2 separate regions of the Mus musculus genome follow, and region 2 is linked to region 1. A link is a loop called in an ENCODE intact Hi-C map of the cell type or tissue named here. Cell type or tissue: left cerebral cortex. All regions are shown on one strand.

Region 1 (8,000 bases):
ATATATGGGGAGGCTGAAAGGACTGAAAGTAATTAAAGGAAGCTTAAAATAATGATGTTCTAGGTTATGCCTATTTCTAAAATGTCCCCTTCCTTCCATGTCACTCGTCACATCCTTATTTACCAGCTTAGCTGTTCTAGTGCCTATGACCTCATTGGCCCGCTCTTACGGATTCATCACTTCCTTATCTGGCATCCAGCCTGGAATAACACACATTTTATTACTGAGAATATCCCATTATGTCAAATCAATAAAGGAATTATCATTTTTGAAGGGAGATGGAGCTACGCTGTAGTATGTTTCATTGCTTTCTGCCTCCCTGACTGGGCAAGTCACTTAGTCTTGAGTCTGAGCAAGTCTTAGCTGTAAATGATAATGATGACATTATGAACATTAAATATAGTGTTCACACATGTCCTGCATATAGGAAACACCTAAGAAATGACATTCATTGTTAATTTTTATGGATATATTATCCCTGTTAGATGGTCTTTCACTCTCATTATGCTCTTCTTTAGCTAATGGAAACTGGCATGAGGACCAGGTACATAGGAAGTACCTGATAAATATTTGAACCAGTAAGCATATAGGAAACAAAAAAGAGATAAATTAGAAGCGATATTTTGTGTGAGGGAATGGTGTAGAAGAGTTGAAAGGGACAAGAAATTAGAAATCTCTCTGATCTTACCAGAGGAAAGTCTTGCAGAGCATATTCAGTTTGATTGGCTAGTGAACTACAAGTTGGCACATTCAGGTTCAATGGTATCTGCTATGGTAAGGAGTGTGGGGATATAGTGTTTTGGGAGACAATGATATACTAAAAAAGTATGAGTAATGGATATTTTTAGAAAACCAGATTCATCCCTATGAACCCCGGTGATGGTTGGTCTTAATGTTAATTTGTCAGGAATTACAATCATGTGAGTAGGGAGTTTCACCTGAAGGATTGCCCTGATTTTCTCAGTGGGTGAGAAAAAACCTACTCCAGTGTGAATGGTTCCTTCTGGGAGCCGCCTAGATAAACAGAGAGCCTGGCACTGGGAACATTGTTCTCCTTTGTCCATACCTTCAGACACCAAGTGGGTTTCCCATTGCAGCCATGGCTGATGTCTCCAGGGATCGCAGAACCAGCATTTCCAGGCTTCATCACTGACCAAGGACTAGCCATTCTCCGGGAACGTTTAAGGTTTGCAGCTCCAGGTTAGGATTGCTGTGGCACCAGCCTCTGGGACTGAGTGCTGGGTTGTGGGCTTCTGGTGTGAGACCATGAGTGTGGGATTCACTCCAATTGCAGGTGTACCAGCCTTCAGTACTGAGTCACTGTGGGCTTCTCTGCTTCTAAGCTGATTTAAGGCATTCTTTTTACTATTCAGCTATAGGTTCTGCTGCTCTGGAGAACACTGACCTACTCAAACACTAATGACTTTAACATGTTAACATTTTTATTTGTTTATAAGAGGAACATGTGTGTGTTCACTACACCCCAAGGTTTTGAAAAAAAACTTGTCATACTGTGTATAGCCGTGTGATGAGATATTTTTGAGAAGGGAGGACTAGAGAAAGGTTTCACTTTGTTGCATAGGCTGGCCTTGAACTTGGGGTTATCCTTCTGCTACAACTTTTCAAGTACTAGGCTTAAAGGCAGAATCCACAAAACTCAGCATAAAGAAGATCCAGAGAAGATAGTCTATTCTGATGAAATGTAAGGGTGCCTTAAAGATGATGATTCATGACTTTAGAATAGCCATAAATCTTTGAGGAATGAGCAAACCAAAATTAGGAACATATGTCCCCTCTGCTCTTGGAATGGCACTTCCACGAGAGTCACCAGGAGTTAAATGGAATGATGACAAGCCACATATGGCACCAGATCTGTGCTAGATTAATAACAGTATGAGAACACAGTTAAACAGTGATAATCCCCTTGTTATCCAGTGTCTTTTCCCTTTCCAACAACCTCACAGTACATCGTTAAACACGCAAAAGACACTTGTTAATGGGGACAGCTGACACGCGAGGAGAAGCCATGTGGCCTATCTTTTGAAACAAGCTGAAGAGGCTGATTCTTCATTCACAGGACTGCAGAGGAGTCATTTGGAGATCAAAAAATGAGGCTAACCCTGACTAGCTTGAGGCGCTCCATCTGGCTCTGCCCCATGCTGTTGCCATAGCCACCCATCTCCTAGCAACAATGAATAGCATTTTCATGTCTCTACAGTGACAAAGCATGAGAGTGAAAAACATAAGTATGGCCACAATACACTAATAATCTTAGAGGTTATCTCATAAATTAAGTTCAATCTGAGGATCTGCATGAATATTTGATTTGGTGATTGTATTTTTCCTATGGTAGTCTTTTGTCTTGGTTTAAAATAAAGCAGCCTGACAGCCTGCTATTAAATATAAGATGACAAATACCATTACAAAGGGCACAATAAAGCTAAACTTTATTTTAAATCACACAGAAAAACAATCATCTTTTTAAATAACTGCCCATCAACATCTAGAACTCCGGGGACAAATGCCAGGGTGGGAAAACTCAGCCTTGGACTTAGAAGGAATATTCTGTCTTGACACATCCAGGCTCAGACAAGCCACCAGGAGCCTTTGCATCGAGCAAGGAGTCTCAGCTGAGGTAACTAATCAAAAACAGTAAAGAAGCTGAATAAAGAGAGAAGGAAAGGCCGTCTGCATCATGCTTGTCCTTGTGACAAAGTGAAAACCCGCATGACTCATCTAAGAGGATGCGGAGCTGTTTATTTCTAAAGGTTTGTGCCATACTTGAAGCATGCTTTATTTGAATATTCTGCCAGGAGAATTCCATTGGGATGGCGCCCATTGTTTCTTTTTTAATGAATAGTAACTCTCAACCAGAGAATGCTTTTACCAACCCTCTGGTCCCCACCTGAGAATGCAGAATTTTAGACAGCCACAGAGATGGAGATAGTGAAGTTTGAGGAAATTCTCATTTAAAAACATTTTTTTTTTCACCGTTTTTGTCAGCTACAGCTCATGACCCATCTCTTGTTTAGAAATAAGAATCTGTCACAGTTTGAATATTGCTTTCGTGATTTTTTTTTTTTTTCTATGAGAGCCTGGGCATTTGGTAAATGTCAGTGAAAGATGCAGGCAGTGAGAAGCCGCTTTAGGAATCCTACTGAGAGATTTCTCTGGAGGGGAAACAGCATCTAAACAATGAGGTCTGCAGAGTGGAATAAACAATCCAACACTTCTGCAGGCCATTATCATGTGTTTACACATTGCATGCGGAGTTGAGTTTAGCTGTGCTAACAGCTTTGTGAGAAGAAAATCCCCCCAAAATTAAATAATCAAAAGAGATAGGTGAATGCTGATTTTATGAAATAAACAGTGATTGAGGAGAGAAGAAAAACCAGCAGGACTCAGCAGGAAGCAAATTAATTCTTGCTGGAGATTTACTCTTCTCAAGAACTTAAATTGCCCATTTCCTAATCAGTACAGTTCTTGTATGTTGTTTCTTTTTCAGTCTTCCTAAATTTATTTCATGTTAGTGCTCTTTAATTTTTCACTCTATTGTTTTCTAAATTATAGTGTGAAACTCCAGTTCCTTGAGAGCCTCTGTGAAGTTCTGATCTCAGTTATTTACCATGCCTCTAATTTGATAACAGTAAAATTATTTTCCAATGATTACATTTATCTGTTTCATTTGCCCCTGCTTCAGAGAATGATGTAAGAGGAATACCTAATGTGCTTTCTTTTTTTCCCTGTGTCATTGGAATGATCCGTGACCCAGGCAATCCCATGTATTCATAATACTACTGTGTAAAAACTGAAGCAAAACTGTCTTAGTGTCCTTCCATGGGGAATGGCTGCTCAGTTACTGGCTCTTTCCATGTGCTCATGCTGTCGCAAGCAGGAAAAAGCACAAAATGTTGTTCTCCCAGCTAATTCTGCACACAGAGAAAGATGTCAACACACATTAAAACTGCAACCACATTTGAGAAGGCTCGCAGAACTCTGCAAATGCCATCGTTGTTTGCAGAGCTCGAGCTGCAGAGATGTCGTATGCTTTTCAATCTGCTTTTTACTCTTCTGCCGTCTTAAAATAAACCGTGTAATTCTGGCTCTTGGCTTTTGGATGTGAGTTATGCCATCAATCTGTTGTGATTCATTCACTACGTTATTTTAGGTCTGAATAGTTTGTCCTTTCTATAATAATCACTGTAGTGTTGCTTTTGCCTAGAGGAAGCTATGGTGTCTTTGGGACAAGCAGACAAGCAGAAAAGTGAGTGCAACAATGTGGTGTAAGCACTGGACATAAAAGCTTCCCTCCCACAGGTCTGTTGGCAGGTGGGAAAGTCTGAGTGGCACCTATATATTAACTCTGATACCAAATGATGAGTCCAGCCCTCCAAGTATGAGGAACTCCAAGTACTGAGTTCAGCACTCAGCTGAGTAGTGCCCTGTACTCTAGAAGAGATGTGTGAAATTCATCTTTGAGCCGATTAGCACATTCTACCAGTCTCCCTCTGCAAAGTCTATCTGCATTAAGGATCTTGAAGAAAGGGGAGAGTGTGACACATCTTTCAAGCATTAATCACCACTTCTTGTAACTATCAGAAGACAAAAGGGCTCTGCTGAATATCGAGAGAGCTGAATTAGTGCCAACTGTACAAATTACCAAAGGCGATGGAGAGAAGCCTTTGGCTTTTAATGGAAATTGAATCTTTTACAGCTAGCATGTTTTGAAGATGTCTTAATAATGGAAAAGATCAGAGGCATTCTTACAGGATGAGATGACGGTGACACAAAAGCCCTGAGACAGAATGAACATGACAGGACATTAGTCTTTGCAATGTCAGATCTTGCTGCTCCCAAGATCACCTGGCATTGAATTTGAAAAAGGTCAAATAGAGTAAAACAGTTTCAAAATAAGAATGGAGCCAGATCCTTTCAGGGTTGGATACAGGGCTGGTGAGATAACCATATCTGGCGTCTATAGTACATTATGAAATCCTATTCAGATTAGGATGTAATAGGGGAAGGACAGAATGTGTCTCAACATCTAACACGTATCTTTAATAAATATAGTATGGGAACTCCCATTTTTCTTTGTTTAATACATAATTAATTTATTTGTTTCTCTTCTCTATAATTGTCTAAAGTAGAGGTTTCAAGTAGGCACAAGTCTTGTATCTAAGTGGGATTAAGACATTGGGCCACTCTGTCTTGTTCTACCATCAGAAAGGACACCAAAGCTTTATTATTATTATTAATTATTATTATTATTATAAAGGTAACAGAGAATAGGCAGCTACTTCTTAGTGTAAGTAGCCCTACAATAACTTAATACTATACAAAGTAGGACATGCAGCTAGCTATCTAGAAAATGTGTTTTTGAATATTTGGACAGGGCAACAAATTATTAATTAGTCAATTCTAGAAATTAGAACCCTAGTCTTTTAAAGAGAGGCAAGAGACTCTCTTAAAAAGACTGTAAGATTCATTTTTTTTCATAATAGCTAGGAAATGGAAGCAGCCTAAATGTTCTCCAACTGATGAATGGATACTAAAAATGTGGCATGCATTTACTATTTAGCTATAAAAAAATGAAATCACAAAATAGGAAGGTAAATGGATGGAACTGGAAATGATCATATTGAATGAGGTAACCCAGACCTTGAAAGACAAATATCACATCTCATCTCTCATTTGGAGCTCAGAGTCTTTAAATAGGAATACTTACCTAGAGTAACTGAAGAAACCAGGAAAGTAAGAAGGGACCCTTGTGAATATGGGAGCAGGGGAGGGAAAGGTTGAATAGAGAGGGAGATAGTGGGGTTCAAATGATCTGAAATGGAAAATGGGAAAAATGGGGTGGCTCTAATTTGGAAATGGGGATGGAAATAAACACAGAAGAAGGAGGGTAAAATGACAGTGGGGAATGTGTAAAAAAGCCATAAATACTCATACTACTTATTACCTAAAACTACTTATAATACCTGAAATTCTGTTTATAAATATACATATACAGTATAAATGAAAACTTCATATCTGGACTTATAGTGCTACCCCAGGATCCAGAGACCATCTAATAAAACCCCAGATATCAAGCATGAGAAGTTGTGTTTTGAGGTTTTTGGTTAGGGTTGATCTAGAGACTCCCAGAACAATGAAGGGTATTGCCATTGCCCTTGGTTGCTCTTACAGGTAGAAGGTAAATCCCTGTTGCTGGAAAAAAAGTACATCTCAGACACAGTTCCCAGAAGCCCCTGAGCTGAATGTGGCTTGAAAACCTTGCTGAGGACTAGCGTTCATGGAACCAGAAGATGTCATGCAAGCTTTCAAAATAGAGATACAATTAACAGTCCTTCCCAGCTATGATTCCTATGAATCACACAAATGACCTGCATAGCAAGATAACCTTAAGAGTGCAATAGTGGCACACATACTTTGGTGGTAACCAATAGCTTTTTAATTGTATGAATGTAAGACCCACTTAAGAAGAGAAAACTCATGCCTGGTATTGAAAACCTAACCAAATAGGTGAATTTATTGTCAAAGACCAGCTTTGACATCCAGGCGAATTACGATTGGATGTAGAGTCATTTGCGGGGTGGGGAGCAGGCAAGGGCAGCAAATGCTGATGGTTCCTGACAATTAACTCTCTCTTGCTATTCTAGGGCCAGAGGTAATGGTTTTTGGCAATTGACTCCTGCTAATAACAGCAGGGCATTAGAAAAAGAAGTATAACTTCTTAGGGCTCTTTACTCTTTAACTCAGAGCCCCCACCCCTGAGCTTATTAACTCTTCTTTAACCAGAGAGAAAGGAAAAGAAAGTCACACACACTCACACCCACACCCACCCACACTCACACACACACACGCACACACATGCGTGCACACACGCGCGCGCGCGCACACACACACACGCACACACATGCGTGCACACACACGCGCGCGCACACACACGCACGCACACGCACACACATGCGTGCACACACACGCGCGCACACACACACACACACGCACACGCACACAATGATGCAGAAAGGAGGTACAGTTAGCTTTATTTTGCTTTCAGCTTTCTATAGCTTTTTAGAGAAAAGTTCTCTGTTTAAGAAAAATTACCTCATAGATAAAAATGTTACACAGGAGGGAGTTACAGCAGGATGCTGATTATAACTTCAAAGTAGTGTTTCATTCTATAAGCTCATTAGTTCAAAGCAGTGGTTTTACACGATCTTGCTTTATCATAGTGTACACCTATAACCTCATCCTTGGACCTGACCTAGAATGAAATTTTTTCCCATGATCATTAATTTGTTCTAAATCTATTCTATTTCCTGGTGCAATCTACATGATTGTAGTGCATGAAAGCTCGTTGTCCACCTTTCCATGAAGCCTTTTCTTCCTATTCCATGAGAAAGGGGCACATTCTATTCTTGATTCTGACTTTATTATATCTTTCTGGCACAACAATTTAAACCATCTTCTTAAACTTTCTATCAATTATTCTAACTTCCTAAATTTATTTGAATCAAATCAGGAATTCTATATATTCATTAATACATTGAAACATCTTTGTTTCATGAAAGTTCATCTTCATGTTGATTCTGTGAACCAATCTAACAGACTATAGGCAGAAAGGTCTTTCTTTGTCAATCACACCATATCAGAAAAGGAATGACAAACATGAGAAGGCACACCAGCAGCAAGAAGCAATCCTGGAACAAAGCACCTGGGGCTGTGCCTTTCCAGGGTTCATCCATTACAGCCATGCAAAATGGTAGACTGTCTCCAGGAAGCTTGCTTGTGTGCCACAACCTTCCCTCATGGCTTTCACCAATTTATGGATTTTACTAAACCAGCATAATTCCTAACTATATTCCAAACATTGTTCTTAAACACATGGATAAATGTTCACTTCTCATCAAGGAAAGTTCTCTTTGCAACAGAGAGAGACCTTTACAGAAAACCACAACTGACTGAAATGCAGAGTTGTGAAGCACAGTCCAAAC
Region 2 (8,000 bases), 76 kb after region 1:
TTTGATGTTAGGTCTGACATTGCTCTCAATGACAATTTTGTAAAGCTCATTTCTGGTATGACAATGAATATGGCTACAGCAACAGGGTGGTAGACCTCATGGCCAACATTGCCTAGAAGGAGTAAGAAACCCTGGACCACCCACCCAAGCAAGGACACTGAAAGGAAGAGAGAAGCCTTCAGTTGCTGAGGAGTCCCTGTCCTAACTCTGCCTCCAACACTGAGCATCTCCCTCACAGTTTCCATCCCAGACATCCATAATAATCGGAGGGGCCTAGGAAGCCCTACTGTCCACATTAATAAAGTCTGCTGCATCAACCCCCCCTCCAAAAGAATAAAACCCAACTTCTCAGTGGTAGCTCTGAAAGCTAGGAGGGCCTGGATGGATGTTCTACAAACTTGGAGAATCCACAGATGCCAGAGCAGACTACTATGTCAAGCAAAAACTATCAACACAACCAACAGTGAAAGAAAAAATTCCATAATCAAACCAAATTTAAACAAGTTTTATTTACCAATCCATCTCTATAGAAGACACTAGAAGAAAAACATCAGTCTACATAGGTTAAATGACATAAGAAGACACAAGGAGCAAATAACTTCTTGCCAATAAATGGAAAGTGGGGGATACACACCATAACAACAAAATAAAGAGGAATCAAGTAATGCTGTTCATTGATGACTCTCAATATTAGTGTTCTCAATTACCCCATAAAAAGACACAGGCTAACAGATTAGACTGGAAAACAGGATCCATCTTTCTGTTGCATGTAAGAAGCACACTCATAATTGAAGATAGACATCAGCACATGGTAAAAGGGTGGAAAAGATATTCCATGCAAATGGACCCAAGAAGCAAGCAGATATAGCCATCTTAATATCTGAGAATATAGACTTACAACAATACAAAACATAAGTTATAAGGAAGGATACTACCTACTTATCAAAGGGAAAAATCCATCCAAAAGATATTGCAATTTTAAACAGTTATACACCAAATACAAAGGCACCAAGGTTCATAAAAGAAACACTGCTACAGCTAAAATCCTATGACACTCACACACTGAATGGGTGACTTCAGTCACCAATCCCATACCCATTCAATAATCGGGTTAACCACCCAGATCAAACTAAAGAGAATATTGTAATTAAATAATGTCATAACTCAGCTCACCAGAAATCTACAGGACACTTCACTCAAACACAAAATACTATACCTTCTTCTTAGCTGCTTATTGAACTTTTCCCAATTTTGACCACATATTTGGACACAAAGCAAATCAACCTATACAAGAAAATCAAGAGTATATCCTTTATCCTGTCTCACCACCAGGAATGAAAGCTGGATATCAACAACAAAGACAACTAGTGCTCTATGATTTATCCATCAACCAAAAATAAGAAGAATAAATAACTCTGTTCATTGATAACTCTCAATTTTGCTTTCTTTTTTGACATCTATAAAACCAATTCTTGAAGTTCAGTCTGCCTCTGTATTCCATGAATTCATGTGTTCCATGTATTCATGTGTTCTATATATACATGTATCCATGTATTTCATGTATTCATATGTTCTATGTATTCTATGGATCTATATATTCTATGTTCTGTGTATTTATGTAATTTATGTATCTGTGTATTCCATGTATTGATATGTTTCATGAATTCCAGTGTTCAATGTATTATATGTATTCATGTATTCCATGTATCCATGTATTCATGCATTCCATGAGAACTCTGGACAGATATATCTACTCTAATAAACCGCTTCCTCTGGGCTATATGGATGTCACTCTATCATGCTAAGAGGATGGCAGATAACTCTGGGAGTTTTCATATGTTTTGATATTAATATCACATTTATACCAAAGCTTATGTTTACACATTTCTTTATTACATAATAACTTAAAAAATCCTTATAAAATAAAATCAGAATTAATATTGCTTTATTATATAATATAATATATTATTATTATTATTTGAGTATATAAAAGAATCATCAACATTACATATTTCAGCTGGTATGAAATAAACAGATTTAATATGCCCCCCAAAATAAGTTGAATAGCCAATGGTTATGAGGAAATTAATCCACACATGGTGGTATGGTATAGGCAGGCACATAGATATTGTGATTTAACTCAAATCCATTAATTCATAATATTACCATGTTTGATGGGAATACTTGATTAAAATTAAATGAGTGAAAGGAAAATGGAAAAGTTGTAAAGTATATGAGAAGGATTATCATATTATACATTTACTAAACAGGTGATACCTTTGACTTTTAGAATATTATTTAAAAATTCACTTCTGAAATGTATGAAATATTCCTAGCTACTCCACTTATTAACACTTCAAGGAGAATATGTTATGTAGGAAGAATGTATTTTGAAAGAAGTTAGAACATACTTTGGGCAGAAACATTTGCTTGTAAAATAGGCATGGGAAATCCTCAAGACCTGATATGATAACTCTTCAACATGACACACTAGTTTTGGGTTGTTCTAATTTTTAAATTTATTTGATATTTCTTTCATAGAACATTAGTCATTCTTTGAAAATATTTTGTGGAAAAATTCCATCTTTATCTTTATTGAAGAATTTCAGAGTTTTTATTGTCGGAAACATACTGTAGATAGCCTAGGAGAACTCGACATGAATGGATTTTAAAGTTCATTGAGCATGGAAAATTTTTTTTGGAGAATGTGCTGGCACATTTTACCAAATAAGTTTGTATGTAGCACTGTTTGAAAATGCTATCCAACCCTCCCTGGACATGTTTGCTGAGGAAGTAGCAGAGGGTGAACTGGAAACCCCAACTCCTACCCAAAGAGAGGAGGCAGAGTCAACAGGAGATGGCCTGATGGATGTGATGTGGGAGTATAAATGGGAGAACACGGGGGACGCCGAGCTGTATGGACCCTTCACCAGTGCCCAGATGCAGACGTGGGTGAGTGAAGGTTACTTCCCGGATGGTGGTTATTGTCAGAAGCTGGACCCTCCGGGCGGCCAGTTCTACAACTCCAAGCGCATTGATTTTGAGCTGTACACGTGAGCCCGCTAAGGGCCCCATGCGGCACGGCAGCCCCTTCTTTCTTGAACTTGGCAGAGGAAGCACCAGCTGCTCTGGGCAGTGAGGATGTTGGAGGCCACTTTAAAGCCATTGTTTCCCAATAAAAGCCTTGACTGTGCGATGGTCAAGAGCCAGGGCTTCTCCATTTAAAAAAAAATGCTATCCAGACAAACAATGAGGAAGAGGATTCTCTGGCTTTAAAATGAACTATATAGTGCATTCAAAAGCTTGATACAGAGGACATGTATTTCCCATACCCTTGCACTATCTAGACCATGATATTTGTTTGGATTATTAAGATCTGGTTTTGAATTTGCATTCTCCTTATAAGTAAAGCACAAGTAAATGATAAAAGAACAAAAACAAACAAACAAAAATATTGCTTACTCATGAAATATTTTCCATTTTTTTTATTATTGAAAAATATTCTTTCATGCAATATATTCAAATTATGGTTTCCCTCCTCAACTTCTCTGATACCCCACCTCATCTACATTCAAATTCACACTTTCTTTCTTTAGAAAACACAAATACATCTTAATAATAATAATAATAATAATAATAATAATGTAAGATAAGATAAGACAAAAACAAACAGACAAACAGGACAAAATAAACAAGAAAAAGAGCCAAAGAAAAACGACAAAACCATGAAAAACACATATAGACACAGAGACACTCATGATCATACACACAGAAATTCCATAAGACTGGAAGTCTTAACATAAACACAGAGCACCTGGAAAGTTAAAAAAAAATTCCCTGACAAAACATTATGAGGCTAAGACCCTTGAAAGATGCCCTTGAATTTGTTTTATGTGTTAGCTGGGTGTGGGGCCTGTCCTTAAGAGTGGTTTGTATACCCAGTGAGACTCCATCGAAGAGAACTAATTTTTACTTGTGAGTATATTAATTGGTGACAGCTTTTGGGTTAGGACTGGAGGCATGTGTCTACTTCCTTTCTCAGCACTGGGGAAACCTCAGTTGGCACAGACCCTGTGCAAGCTGCCACAAACTATAAGTGCTCCAGGCCCCAATGTTTAGAGAGCGTAGAGATTTCTTCCATACCCTCTAGCTCTCCCAATTTTCATGCCTCTTCTCCTTAGGTTTCCTGAACTCTGAGAGGAGAGATCCCATTTAGAACTTAGTGTTCCAAGGTTCCTTACAATTGTAACAGGGCCTCAGACATTAGTAGTTTCTCAGACCTTATGCCTTAATGATGGAAGTACGATTCAGGACATAAAACTCTACACCACCTGCCAAAATGAAAACAGAGACCCAATCCATCAAAGTCCTTAGTTCTGGGAAAAATCTCTAAATGTACTAACCTTGCTTTTTTCTTTTTTTTTTTTTTGGCTTTCGTAGTTCTCCTTCTGGCTAACTGTTCTTGTTAACTGAAGTATGTCAACCCAGAATGTGGTGGCTGTGCTTAAAAGCTCACCCTGAGAAAAAGGCTTTGAACTACACTGGGATCCCGAACAGCTATTATAGTCACTGGCCAGCTATTCTATTGGCTTTAAACAGTGACTGAGTAGTAGACAGATCACAATATTCCCTGCACATTGCCTGGCTGTGTGTCTCTATATTTGTTCTCATCTGCTATAGAAAGAAACTTCTTTGATGATGGCTGAACAACACACTGGTCTATGTGTGTAGCAGATGTCATTATGAGTCATTTTATAAATATATTACTCTAGCAAAACAGAAGTGCTTGCTTTTCTCCTAAGTCCCTGGTTAATTCAGTCTCACGTTGTTGGCCACCAGAGCAGTATTGGGGATGGAGTCCATCTCATGGAGTGGGCATTGGTTGGTTACTCTCACAAGCTTTGTGCCTCTATAGCCCATCTTGCAGGCAGGTCATCATTGGATCAATTTTTTGGTAGCTGTTTTGATGTTTAACTTCCTTTGGTAGCATGCAGAGATCCTTCTCGTACCATGAACACTAATTAGTAGGTGAAGGCTCTAGGTAGTCACTTGCTTAATTTCTCCCTGTGTTGAATGACAGGTACCTTGAAAAAAGATGTGTCACATGTAATTCTGGAAGATCTAGGATACTGTACTATTTTTCAACATAGTCATGTAGCATTAGCATTATGCCATAAAGCCTCCCTAAGTTGATCAAGTTAGAAGAGTCCTTTATCGTCCTTACAGTAAATTGACTCTGTCATGGTTTCTAATTAGATTAATAATCACATGAGTGTAAATGGGACATTTTCTTTTTCACAGTTTTCTCCCTGAAGAGGATTGCATTTTTGAAAGTGTTTGATTTGACCTTTAGTTTGTAATTTATTTCTTGTAAAGCAAAAGTTAGGATTAAATTATGCAATTTAGATAAAACCACGAGAAAGCAATGTAGATTGCGACTGTCCTGTGAAAAGTAAGCAGACTGGTTTTATATGTGCAGCTACAGCCCCGTGCATTTCCCTTAGCGCCTCTCCCTCAACACCACTAGTATCATACTGAAGCCTCACAGACTCAAGTGTGACTTACAAAGGACCCATACCATGAGGGAATGGGGCTGTATGCTATTATCACATATATTTTTTTTAAATATGGAGGGTGATTTGATAATGTGGTTTCATCTTTGTTTTTACTTTTGTACTTCATTTTACCAGATAAAATTATTCCTGACAGACTAATTGCAAGACTTAAAGATGCTCCAGTATGTTTTTTTTTCCAGACCTCATTGACATACTTAATTGACTGTGTATTTAACCAGATACCTAGGATTTCAGCTCCGTTGCATTCCAAGTGTGCTGAATTTTAGAAAAACATTTCAAAGGTATAGCTTTACTTTTAATTCACATGTAGTAATCACATCCTTTTGGGCTGCAGTGTGATATTGGCTGGTGGGCATGTAAAATGACCTTAACAGGGTCATTGGTATGCTTCTCACTTCAAACATTCATCATATCTTCGTAGTGTAGTCATCCAGAGTCTTGTCTCTTATCTCTTTTGAACAGTTACTCAAGTAACTGTTGCCTTGCCATAGTCTTCTAGCTGAGAAGAGGAAGGTGTTTTTCTTTCCTTGTAAGATGATGTCTCCAGCAATACACTTCACATATTCCCTGTGTTCACTTATATCTATTTTATCTTCTGCTTTGATATGATTAAACTTTCAGTTTTTAATTCTCTGTTGCTAAAAATGATGCTTGCATTCTTTTTTATGACTGAATAGTATTCCATTGAATATAGATAGCAGCTTTGGTTTATTGATTTAGCTTGTCGATTGAATTCGTACCTTGTGGGTTAAAATGGTGTCCCGTATCAGGTCCAGGGCTCCGGCTGCTGGGTGAGGTGGGACTCGGTAAGTTTGACAGTGTGCACCCCATGCTGCTGCTGGGCTGTAAGAAGCCGCAGGACCCAGTTCCAAGGGTGGAGAACCGTAGTCTGGGGTCCTGTGGGACTGCAGGAGTTGGGCTTGCAGGTCCCTTGGCCGTGGGAGGAATGTCCAGGAAGGAGAGCTTAATTGGCTAAACCATTCAGACTTTTAGGTGCCTCATTAAAATGGAGTCCTGTCTTGAGGCTACATGACCTGAAGTTACATCCTCTACCTGTGGAGGGGCTTGGAACATTGCCCTATGTGACTGATGGCCACAGAATTATGGAGAGCTGAGGCCTCTTGTCAGGAGCCTGGTGTCTAGGAGTGTGGCAAACACCTTCCATTCCTTGTAGTTATCTGCTAGGTCTTCAGGGTTTAAAACTAGCTCAACCAGAAAACAGGTTGCTTTTCACGGTCCCACAACACCTTGTCACTTGTGAACAAGGCTGCAATAAAGGAGCAGATGCAGATATATCTTCAGTAGTTTAAATCTTTTATTATGATATGGTACTAATTTTAAAACTATTTTCTCATTTATTGAGGTGGCCATGTGGTTCTTTTTTTCAGTTAGTTCAGATATTCAATAATAGTAGTTTTCTAATTAAAATAATTCTTATATTATTAGAATAAATTCAACATAAGCTTTTTATGTTGCTAGTGTTTATGTATATATGTCTGTCAATATATGTGTGTCTATCTATCTATCTATCTATCTATCTATCTATCTATCTATGTTATCTGATTAAAGTTCATATATACATTGCTTAAAGCCTGCTGCCTATCTATCTATCTATCTATCTATCTTTCTATCTATCTATCTTTAAATGAGATTGTTCATACCTGCTGCTGCCTGTGATGTCCTTTTTAGCAATTCCTTATTTTCATCCAGGAAGTTACATGGAATGGAATTGACATTATATGTAGAGATATTGACAATTTCAGAAACTGTCTTTAGAATAAAGATATTATAGGAGTGACTGTGGTTCATAATTTTGGTGATTATTATTATTATATATCTGTTAAATATTAAGAAAGAGTGAAAAGAAGTGTCAGATCTAGTAGAACTAAAAGAAAGCCTAGGTCTTTGCTTTCAGTTTGACCTTTATTATGTATATGCCTTTGCAAAAAAACAATTAGAATTTTTGATGCATTTGAAAAAAATGCTGTTTAAAGTTAGAGGCTAGGTTAACAAAGAAGAGGTAAAAACAGATTACACAAGAGACCTTTATATTGGACTAGTTTAAGCATGAATATGACTTTGAAGTAAGACACAGAAATAAACATGGAGGCCCAAAGTCAGTCTTTAATCTGTCCCTTAATTCTGATTCAATTCAGACACCCAATTGGTGGTTTTTTCCCTCTTGCTTTTTGTTTTTTTTTTTTTTGGTTTTGTGCTGCATATAATTCAATATCACTAAATATGACTTTATTCATTCCATGTAGCTATAACAGTATCCTTCTCATTTATAACATTGAAATTGACAGTATGATATTATAAATTATGACAGTGAAACTGAGTTATTCTTCATAAATCTAGTATGTTGCCTGTAAAATAGCATGTACTCAAAACTTAAAATGGATAATTCTTCTAATGTTATAAAAT

What was found. Peaks named below come from ENCODE experiments on the same cell type or tissue, not always from the same donor. Only the 100,000 strongest peaks of a DNase experiment are listed, where the experiment ranks them.
Region 2: a loop joins it to region 1, with 4 times the contacts of the local background. A loop is called at or near these places in 4 of 42 quality-filtered maps.

Annotation. Positions count from the first base shown.
Region 1 is chr1:98,188,242-98,196,241 of GRCm38, forward strand. It overlaps Gm29461 (predicted gene 29461), which reads left to right. Exons shown (of 4, transcript NR_151613.1): 4 at 1-2,457. Among named protein-coding and RNA genes, the nearest start is that of Gm29461, 19 kb to the left of the region's middle. In left cerebral cortex, no CTCF peak of the experiment used is centred here; DNase peaks (open chromatin) are centred at 2,138, 2,715, 3,189 and 4,035; H3K27ac peaks cover 3,423 bases.
Region 2 is chr1:98,264,385-98,272,384 of GRCm38, forward strand. No RefSeq gene overlaps it. Among named protein-coding and RNA genes, the nearest start is that of Gm29461, 95 kb to the left of the region's middle. In left cerebral cortex, no CTCF peak of the experiment used is centred here; a DNase peak (open chromatin) is centred at 4,690.